Linked DNA regions of Mus musculus: region 2 is linked to region 1. Evidence: chromatin loops called from intact Hi-C (ENCODE). Cell type or tissue: gastrocnemius. All regions are shown on one strand. Each heading gives the region's core, and the rest is flanking DNA. Links, peaks and the distances in the headings are about the cores only.

Evidence for each region. Peaks named below come from ENCODE experiments on the same cell type or tissue, not always from the same donor. Only the 100,000 strongest peaks of a DNase experiment are listed, where the experiment ranks them.
Region 2: it touches region 1 in a loop (2.8-fold over the local background); 4 of 42 quality-filtered maps call a loop at or near these places.

The regions. Positions count from the first base shown.
Region 1 is chr16:90,928,629-90,933,999 of GRCm38, forward strand. It overlaps Cfap298 (cilia and flagella associate protien 298), which reads right to left. Exons shown (of 7, transcript NM_026502.2): 2 at 2,366-2,533; 3 at 1,288-1,355. Among named protein-coding and RNA genes, the nearest start is that of Cfap298, 3.5 kb to the right of the region's middle. In gastrocnemius, for the core only: no CTCF peak of the experiment used is centred there; a DNase peak (open chromatin) is centred at 3,095; H3K4me3 peaks cover 115 bases; H3K27ac peaks cover 19 bases.
Region 2 is chr16:91,041,640-91,047,010 of GRCm38, forward strand. It overlaps Paxbp1 (PAX3 and PAX7 binding protein 1), which reads right to left and starts at 2,740. Exons shown (of 18, transcript NM_026110.2): 1 at 2,367-2,740; 2 at 914-1,042. The coding sequence starts at 2,715. In gastrocnemius, for the core only: CTCF peaks have their summits at 2,931 (motif pointing left) and 4,099 (motif pointing left); DNase peaks (open chromatin) are centred at 2,375, 2,879 and 4,088; H3K4me3 peaks cover 2,729 bases; H3K27ac peaks cover 2,177 bases.

The DNA.
Region 1 (5,371 bases), core at 71-5,070:
ACTGGTTCGGTGGACAGGAACCTACAGGGGATGCCTATTCTGAAGTACAGAACGCACAGCGGGGGTGAAGGGCGTGGTCTGAGGGTAAGGACCCTGCTAGGACACAGCCTCTGAGGCCATGGCTGCCGCTCTCCTCAGGAGCTCTGCTCAAATGTGTCTTGTAAGCAAAGGCTCTGGTGAGACTCCAGACGCTTCCCACTCACCTCAGCTTTCCAGGAGCTCCTCAAAGACCGGGCAAGGGGCATGGGGGTGGGGGAGGCATGCCTGTAATCTCAGGGAGCTGAGGCAGGAGGACCGCCATGAGTTCAAGGTCTGTTTGGGTTACATAGCTGAGTATTAGGCTGGCTAAAGCTACATAGGAAGAGTCTCAAATATAATAAATTGAAAAAGTAGATTAGCTAAGAGCTTAGGGAATATTTAGGAGTACATTTTGTGGGGCAAGTCTAGAAGCGTGGGAGGGCTGAGTTATGCCAAGACACGCTCACATGGGTGGCAATGACTGTCACCCCACAGATAAACGTGACAAGTGAAAATATCAAAGATATATTTGCACCTGCATGTATGCATGTGTGTGGTGTGGTGTGTGTGTGTGTGTGTGTGTGTGTGTGTATGTGTGTGCTATAGCACATGCTGGGGCACGGTGGGGGTAAGAGGACAATTTGTGGGAGTTGGTTCTCTTACGACCAGGAGGGTCCTGAAATCACCCCAGGTCTTCTGAACTCAGGCTATCAGGCATGGCAGCCAGTGCCTTTATCTACCCAGCTGGCTCTCCAGTCCCCAGGTGCTTCAATATCCCTGAATTCTCTTCATCCAGGGAACATCATCTGCCCTTCAATGCTATTTTCCTTCTGTGAGACAGCTTCTATATAAATGCTGGAGGTGATTACCGCTGCTTTGTAGTAAACGTCTCTGTCAGCCCTGTATCTATAGCTCCATTAGAACTTCCCCAGCTTAGCTTTCTAAGTTCTTCCAAACATAAGAGACTCAGTTCAGGTCAGGTCGCAAACTGCACACAGCCCACATTCACACAAGACAATAGAAACCTTTGTTTGCTCAACAGAACCTGGCAGGACTGGGTAACTGTCATCACCGTTATGCTTATTTGCTTTGCTACTGGAAGGCAGAGAAAGGAAAGAAAAAAGCAGATGCAGAGGCAACAGAAAGGCAGGGAAGAGAGGAGCAGGCAGGGCCTGATGCCGCCAGCTCACGGCTAACTGCAGCTAATCCTCAGGATCGGCCACGTCACAGACAGAAGCTGACAGAAGCGCATCCTACGGAGAAGCTGACCTTAGACACTATCGCCTTGGCTTCTTCTACCGTCTTCTTTAAAACCTGCTTCATTTTCTCATTTGGAGCTATAAAGATAGAAAAGGACAGTGGTCAAACACACAGCCTCTCTAAAAACTCCGGATGTCCTCAAACCGGACTGCCTGAGCCTGGGAGATCGAGACATGGGTGTTCCAGTCTGGATTTGACACAGGGACATAAAGAGAAGTGGGAACCCAGGCAGAGATCCCACCGCAAGGGGCGAGGTCTGCAGTGTCTTCTACACTGTTTGGCACAGGCTACAAAACCAGGCCAGGGAAGTCACTGGGCAAACAGGGCCAGCAAGCCAAGCAGATGCTAAAAGAATTTTAGGCCTCTCAAGCTACAAAGCTGCGGCTCATCTCTCTCAGTGTCTCAAAAGCAGACACGGGCAGTTAGTGATTGGCTGGCTGCATGCCAGTAAAACTTTACAAGTGCATACATAAATTTTTCTTATATGTATGCATGCATGTTTGTATGTTTGTTTGAGTTAGGATTGCCCTCGTACCCAGGCTGTCCCAATTCTCTCGTCCTAAACTCCTGAGTGCTAGGAGTCTGTGTGTGTCCTCTGGACTCACGAGACTTTACTTCATCTGACGACTGTCCACACGTGGCACAGAGCACCAAGTCAACTTCCAAGTTTAAACTAAGCTTAAAACTAAGTACAGTGGAGACAGAGTCTCCACATCTAGGGAGAATGGTACAGCACCCACCCATTTCCGACCTACAGAGGCGGCAAATTTAAATGGCCTGTTTACCCGACAAATGGGGCACTTCAGTAGGAGGGAGCAGACAGAGCAGGGTCCTCCCCTTGGCTCATCCTGGTTTTAGCACAGGCGTTTCAGAGTGCAATCAAGTCTTCAGAGAAATGATGAAATTGCATTAGTGAATGTGGGTGAGCATGTGTGTGGCAGCATGCACGTGTGAACTGTGGGGAGTTAGCTTTCTCCATCCACCTGCAGAGCCGTCCTGCTGGCCCACATCTCTTAACCTAAAGCACTGCCTTCAGGTCTGATGTGATGCACGGGAGCAAAGGCAGAAGAGAGAGAGAGCCGGTTACCTTGCCCGTTCCTCCGCCCGATCTCGTCCTTCGTAAAAACAGACCCTCCACTGGGCACACACTTCTCCCCCCACTCGTCCTTCAGTTTCAGCTCTTCGATCTGCTCATCAGTCAGCCCTTGCATATTAGGGGGCAGAAAGACACCGTGTTCCGCCAGCTCCTCCATCTCTGAAAAACAAGTCGAGGGCAGAGCCTTCAGCTGTGATCACTAACTACAAGTGTACACTCCTGGCTCAGGCCTGGCCACTCTAGCTCACGATTTTAACACTCATATACCAGGAGCCATGTGCCAGGGCTTCCCTAATCCCGGACAAAGCTACCAACTCCTCAGTCAGTCAGTGCAGCAGTGAGCTTCGACTCCTCTGTGTCCATGCTCTAAACCACTGTGCTCAGGAGTTACCAGGTCAGCGCTCAAGACCAAGCCGGTTCACACAGCTTTACCATTTCCCAAAGAAAGTCTCGGAGAGCCCCATTTAATGTAACCTTGTGAAGGGTGTAAGACAATTGGGTAAACGTCCATCTTCCTAATGTCCAACTCTGATCTGAGGCTAATATTTCTAATATTTTATGAGCCCCTTACACGGAGGCTCCCTTGGTAAAGTGCTTGCTCTGTAAGGTGAGGGGCTGAATCGCAGAGCCCGTGTAAAAGGGCCAGTGTGGTGCAGTGCACTGAGAGTAGGGGTATCTAGGGGAAGGTAGAGGCCTGGGGACCCCTGGGGATTGGCTGCTGGCCAGCCTGCTCTAAAAACCCAAGGTCACACAACACCCGTTACACGGGCCTCACACATAGATCCCCTCCCTGCTCTGGCACAGAGGCACCCACCCACAAACGTACTCACAAAACTTTATAATGACACTTCATAAAAATCACTGGGAAGGATTTAGGCAACTGTGCAGGTTGTTTTTTGTCAACCTGGCACAAACCTACATATAGCCAGGGAGAGGGAACCTCAATTGAGAAACCGTCTCCCTCAGATGCCTATAGGCTAGTTGTAGGGCATATGTTTGAGTCATGACTACTGAGCACACGTCAGGCGTCGCCACTGGATGGGCAGATGGTCTGGGGTGACAAAGAATGAACAAAACCTGAGGAACAAGCCAGTAGGGGTTTCCTTTCAGCTTCCTGCCTTGACCTCCCTCAGGAACTAAAACTGTCAAAATGAAAAAAACCCTTTCCTCCTCAAGGTTTTTGGTCATGGTGGTTTTTTCTTCCTTCCTTCCTTCCTTCCTTCCTTCCTTCCTTCTTTCCTTCCTTCCTTGCTTCCTTCATTTCTACTGTTGTTTTCTTTCTTCTTCACAGCTACAGAAAGCTACTGAAGACGGAATTGGTATGAGGACCATGGCACATCATGACAGACCTAACCATTGGAACTCTGTGCTGGAAAAGCCACGGAGCCCTCAGCACTCACTGGGCCATTGGAGGAGCTCCAAGGCAGAGAGCAGGGCAGATGATGCAGGTTTGCCTGTGAACGTCAAGAGGGAAATCAAGACTCTACCTGGGCCATTCGTGTGGTATTTTGTATTAAGAATCTTCCCACATTTAATCCCAGCACTTGGGACACAGAGGCAGGCAGATCTCTGAGTTCAACCCACCCACCCCGTTGGTTCTGCTCAGCCAGAGCTGTAAGACCAGACCAGAACCACTGCAGTGTGAAACCCTTGCCAGGGCTGAGATCAGCTGTGACTAAGAAAATAACAATATCGTTAAGACAAAAACCTTCTGGGATAAGCTTCCTGAGGGTCAACGGACAGAGCTGTTGTCTAGAGGGGGCCAAAGCCCGCTCATGCCTGCAGCCAAACTTGGCCAAGTGTATGCACCTTCCAGATGGTACTGATTGTGAGGGCATGAAGAGTCATGGAGAACAGTAGAGGCTGGGCATAGGAAGAGGCCAGGTCAAACTTCAGTTTCAGGGAAACCCCAGGATTGAAAGGATCATGGAGAGAGGCTGAGGCCTGGCATCATGATGCAGGGTGAGAGAGCCCAAAGAGAGGCCAAGAGGCAATCGGTGCCATTGGTAAGGGGAAGCCTGCGGTTCCGGCAGTTTGGAAATGCCAACACCATGGGATGACCACCAAGGACAGCAGCAGCTACGGAGTGGAGCCAGCCTCAGCCTGTGAGATGTGTTCTGTGGGCCCTGCAGAGCAGAGGGAGCGGAGAAGACCCTGAGTCCCGCACCTCTGACAGCGAGCTTCACAGGGCTGCACTTCAGTTCTCCTTCCAGTGCGAGTGCGCTCATGGTCTTCCCTCTTGGAGTGAGATTAGGTCTTTTTACAGGTGCCCGGTAATGGATATTACAGAGAGGTTTGAACTTTGAAAGAGACTGCATTTTTAAAGTGAAAAAATTTAAAAGCCTGTGGAACTTCTGAAAGTTGGAATTTGTTTTATATTGAGATATCCATATTAATAAGGTCTTGGGGATAAACAAAAAGGAGAGGGTTATGGTTTCATGGTGATATGTCGATTGGTGTTGACAAGGAAGCAATTGGTTCTGCTTGGCTTTTGTTGACCTGGCATGAACATAGACGTATCTAGGAAGAAGGAACCTCAACTGAGAAAATGTCTATTTCAGACTGTTTGTAGGCAAGTCTGTAGGTAAGGCATTTTCTCAATGACAGTAAGGGGGGGGGGGGTAGCACTCTCCGGGTGGTATCACCCCTAGGCAAGTGGTCCTGGGTGGTATGAGAAAGCAGGCTGAGCAAGTCGTGAGGCGCAGGCCAGGGGCAGTGATCCTCCATGGTATTTGCTTCAGTGCCTACCTCTGTGTAGATTCACCCATGCAATTCTTGTTTTTTTTTTTTTTTTTTTTTTTTTTTTGAGACAGGGTTTCTCTGTATAGCCCTGGCTGTCCTGGAACTCACTTTGTAGACCAGGCTGGCCTCGAACTCAGAAATCCGCCTCTCTCTGCCTCCCAAGTGCTGGGATTAAAGGCGTGCGCCACCACCGCCTGGCTCACCCATGCAGTTCTTACATGCTGCCCCACACTTTCGGTTTATGATGTTAAAGAC
Region 2 (5,371 bases), core at 174-5,173, 110 kb after region 1:
ACTTGTCTTTTACATTCAAACACTGAACTACTCACTTCACAAAGAGCTAGTCAAATGTACTTGCTCCTTGGTGGTATTCCCACACTTTCTCCTGTTTTGGGAATTCCAATCTATGATCTAGCTTCACATCCTACTTTTCTACAAAGCTGTCCCCTTTTTTCTAAAAATGTGTAGTTAACCTTTGACCTACAGGCCAGACTGTCTGCTAACACTTCTGTTGAATATTTATGTAACACTCTCCATTGCTACACTGTAAACTTGAGATATAACAGTATTCTTATTCAAGCCATGCCTGTAGCTGAGAACCTGGGAAATACTCTCTTTAAGCCTTTGGAATAAAGATCTCTCTGAAACATCTGTATGAGAGTAACCAGTTATAATGAATGCAAACAACAACCATGTAAAGTAACTGCTTGAAACACTTTAAACTTTGGGACTGGTTTATTGATAGAATGTTTGCCTCCAGAAAAAGTAGAGGGAAAGTTTTAAACTTGAGTTTTGAGAGGACAATGTCCCTGGCCTCTTAGTATCAAATAAGGCTGCTGAGTACTGGTATTACCAACATCAACTTCTTACGCGTTCTGTAAGAGCTATTTTCAATATGGAAATACTACCAGAGGAACTCAAGTCTGTCTCTGTGAAACAGCAGTATAAAAATTTTAAATAGAATAATCTGTCTTTATGGCTCAAACAGGAAATCTCTCTTCCTTTTCCATACAACAGTCTCTATATTAGCAAGAATTCAGAAGCAACAATCCATCTTTTTTTTTTAATGTGTGAGAAAAATTATAGAACAGTATTGCAAACTTAATGTGGACATTGGTTAGTAGAAAGAGTTCACAATATATACTGCAAAGCCCTGTGGGAAGGAACTGCTATCTTCTCTCACTTGAAAGAATTATCTGATACTTACTGTCAGCTGCTGTGTTGAGTTCTGTCTTGATCTTTGATTTTTCAAGGTCTTCTTTATATTCTTTCTTAAGCAATTTAACTATCTTTTTGCTGTAACTTGATTTCTTTACTTTGAACACTTCTTCATTTTCTTAAGAGAAACAGAATGAAGTCTGTAAGACACCAACTCAGAAAGTGCTCTCCCTTCCTCGTGCCTTTGTGCTGTTTTCATTCTGCCAGCATATTTTCACACACACAAGTCATTACAAAATCTGAAGTTTATTGCAATCTATTGCAGACTCAAAAATGGGTATTGCCAGGCTTGGCAGCAAATGCCTGGGATCCCAGAGCTGGGCAGCCAAAGGCAGGCAGCTCTCTGAATTTGAGTTCAGCCTAGACTACAGAGTGAGTTCCAGATCAGCCAGGGCTATAGTATAGAGGCTCTGTTTCAACAAAACATAATTAAAACAAACAAAAAATAGTATCAATTCCAGAAACTAAATGAAAATTTTAGTGAGTAACCCAAGGAACTTCAAAATTGTTAAATTTTGGCATATTTCACCCATCTCAGGATAAAAAAGTATTTAGAATGCTTCCTTAAAACATTAAGTCAAGAAACCTAAAACAATACACCCCAAAGTTATTCTGCCAAGTCTGAATAACTCTGGTCACAATAACAGTTATTTCAAAATTATGCCTAGAGTAAATCATTTTGCAAAACTAAGTTTCGAGTGACTTAGCCCTCATCTTTAATTTGAAAATCCAAGTCAAGAACAAGACATTTCAAACAATGCAAAACCTGGTCTGTATCTCCTTCAAACAAAATTCCAGAGAGGTCAAAGATAATTCACCCATCTTTCTAGAATCACGAAAGCATGACGCAAGACCTTCGAAAATCATCCAATTTTTCCTAACATGATGTTGAGGTACAAGTAAAATCGAAATCCCCTGCAGCCTGGTCCCTCTTCTGCTTCAAGAGCCAATGCCACAGCGGACATCTGCTCCTCCCATTTACTTCTACAGAGAAACCGAGACTGGACAACAGCAAGGGAGCGATTGGATCAAGGTCACCGGGAGCCAGGGCTGCAGCCCCAGAATTGTTCCCAGCCCTGGTTTCGGTCCTCCTCTTTAACAATCCGGCCTTCTTAATCAAGGAGGCCTAAACCGAGACGCCAACAAGCCGCAGGTACAGAGGCCTGCAGACGACTAAGAGCAGGCAGTTAACCAAGAGACTCAGGCTGCCTGCAACTCGCAAGGTAGGAAACGGGTCCACGGAGCATCGAGCCTTCTCCTCCACTCAGGATGGCTGATCAGGGCTCTGACAGCCGGAGGAGGGACTGCACAGGCCGTAGACTTGGCTGGTGGCAGCGCGGGAACACAACCCCAGGCAGATCCGGAGGCCGGAGGTGGGGAAAGGGGCGCGGCGCCCGGGCGAGCACGGGCTTGGGGTCCGCGTGGGCCGGGCCGGGGCTTACCTTCCTCCTCGTCTTGGAAGCTGAGCAGGCTGGCCCTGGGCACCTCTTTGTTCTCGCGAGGCCTCTTGCGCGGCTTCAGCCCATTGCCGGGCTCCGCGCCGCCGGAGATGCCGCCCCCGGCCTCAGCGCCGAGGCCCGGGTGGTGCGCGGAGGGCGGCGGCGGCAGCGGCCCCGGGCCCAGGAGCGACTCCCCCGCGGGGGCCCGGTCGCCGCCGCCAGGGCCGGGCTCTTCTCCCGAGGCCGGCGGGGGCAGCAACGGTGGCGGCTCCTGCTCCTCATCGCGCTCCCGCTCCTCCTCCTCCGAGTCGTTCCGCTTGCGCACGTTCACCCGCCGGGCCTTTCGGAACATCCCAGCCGCCGTCACCGCGCTCTCACAGCCGCTCGCTGACTGAGAGGACGAGGGAGCGCGGAGACCACCGCCACGCACGCGCAGTCGCAAGAGTTCCCCCCCACCAGCCGGGTCGTCGCGGCTCTGGCTAGCTATCGCGCCGCCTCGATTGCGCATGCGCCTGGGCTCTCCTCGCGCCCCACTACTTGGGCGGAGTCTCTTTGCACTGCCCTCTAGCGGCGCGGGGGACTGTTGGCATGGTACCCTCCGACTCCAGTGTTGTTCCAAAGGTCACAAAGAGGATCATCGAGATGAGAGGAGCGAGTGTAGTCTGTCGTCTCGGAGCGTGTTGCTGCAATGCGTCTTCCGCGCTTATACGGAGCCGTTACGTGTGGCAGCCTCCCTCCCACTCAGTGCCTGCAGGGTAAACAGAGGCGGGAGGCCGGGGAGAAGCGGAGGGACGAGTCAGTTGACTTGAGCTTGGGAAGGGAAAGTGCATCTCCATGGTTAATATGCCTCTTAATAACGCGAGGCGATGCTAGCAGATATCGTCTACAGATCAGAAACTCCATTAATACTTGCCATCTCTACAGCTTTATCAACGCAAACACTCTCAAAGGCGTGGGAGCACACACGTTAAATCCCAGCAGCACTGGGGAGGTGGAGGCAAGGCGATCTCTGAGTTCGGTGCCGGCCTGATGTACATAAGGAACTCCAGAATGGCCAAGGCTATGTAGGGAAACCCTCACTGTCTGGGGAAGACAGAACCAGAGATGATACATCTCCCTGCTGCCGCAGCCATTCCCAGGAGAGCGAGGTGTTTTCGGGTGGCTTGGTAAGAAAGCCAAGTTAGGTAGCAACTATTTTAACTATTTTACGAAGCATAGTGAATTTCTGAAACAAGCGGAAGGAAGATTTGTCTTATTTTCAGACTATATCACAGAGGGCAAATCTGAACCTTGGCGGCCTTAAAGAGATTGCATGAGCCGGGCGGTGGTGGCGCGCACCTTTAATCCCAGCACTCGGGAGGCAGAGGCAGGCGGATTTCGGGAGTTCGAGGCCAGCCTGGTCTACAAAGTGAGTTCCAGGATAGCCAGAGCTATACAGAGAAACCCTGTCTCGAGAAACAAACAAACAAACAAACAAAAAGATTGCATGAGGTTGAGCTAACACACAGGTTACCCAGTTCATAACCAAAGTTGAATCTTTTCTTTCTCTCGAGCATATCAGGATGCGTGGGTAGAAGTGTTTGTGAAATTATTTACATGTTTCAAAACCCGCCAAAAGAACGGGATTGGAGAGGTGAATATTGCAGTTTCGAACCAGAGGACCCTGGCTGCAGTCCCAGTACCCACACCCTCAGGGCTCCTCAAAACTCCAGTTCCTGGGAATCTGGCGCCCCCTTCTGGTCTCAGCATGCCTGTAGTGCCCAGCAGGACGTGTCCTGAATGCAGGCTAAAAGCATGGTGTTTACACATCATCTGTAAAAAGGTGCTGGACAGCACAGCAGTTAGGAGCACTTTGCCGCTCCTGCAGAGGACCTAGATTTGGTTTTCAGCACCTAGTATGGCAGCTTACAACTATGACTAACTGCAGTTCCAGGAGATCCTAAAACCCTCTCTGGCTTCCTTGTGTGGCAGCACACACATAGTTCACGTACAAAGCATGTGGGCAAATATACATAAACAATACAACAAAATCATTAAAAATATCTAGTTAATTGAAGTAATCCCAGCCCTCTGGTTGGAGACCTGCCTAAGATAAAGGAGAACATGTCTTTAAAAAAAAAAAAATCCCCAAACCTCAAACTATGGTGCACTGGGCTTGTTGAGAACTTTAAAGGAAAAGTAAGCCCTCTGTTTAACATCGCCTTGCTTTCCCCTTTCCATTAAAAACAAGTGCAGAGAGAGGCCTCCTCTGAAGTTCTCCATTCAGCCTGAAGATAGAATTCCCAAAAGGAAACACCATTGTATAAGCATGGCTGCCCCCACCACCCTGGAAATCTCATCAACTAGGGAACATTAGCACCAGAGGAGAGGCCAATGGTGTGGATCCCATTGGCCTCTGTCACCTAAGAGATGTACTGTATGGAGAGGCGTGTATTATTCACAGTACTGTTGGCCACTTTACTCACCCACCCCCTGTCACCACGAGTCTCCCAGAGCCTCAACTCCCGTTCTGTAGTCACATGTGTGCCTAAAGTTTCCTCTCCACCGCTGAGCCTTGTACTTATGCATTTGTGTATCTGTGTGCTAGCTTCCTTCCTATTAATCTCTGACTGCCGATTTGTTTTACACAATCATTGAAACTCCCCAGAGTGGAAATCTCCCTCCTTATACTGTAATAATCAACACTATCCTGAAGAGCTTTGAAAATTTGTCACATCTCTGAGGCTAGAATGGAATTGCTGAGGCCCCAGGTAGCATCTTTTAGTTTTGCAAATCCTAGCTTGCCCTGTGTAGAATTTTTAGTTTGTACTTATACCAACAAACATGACTGTATCTTTTAGCCTATACCATGCCCTCAGATTTTCACTGAGATTTAAATTCCACACTGAAGTAGAAGATCCCACGTTTTCGTTTCATATAATTAGGTAGGGTTTTTTTTTTTTCCAGTTCTCTTTGGTTAGACTTGAGACCTGTCCTCCTAGGACCCAGATGTGCAGCTGAAAGCAGCC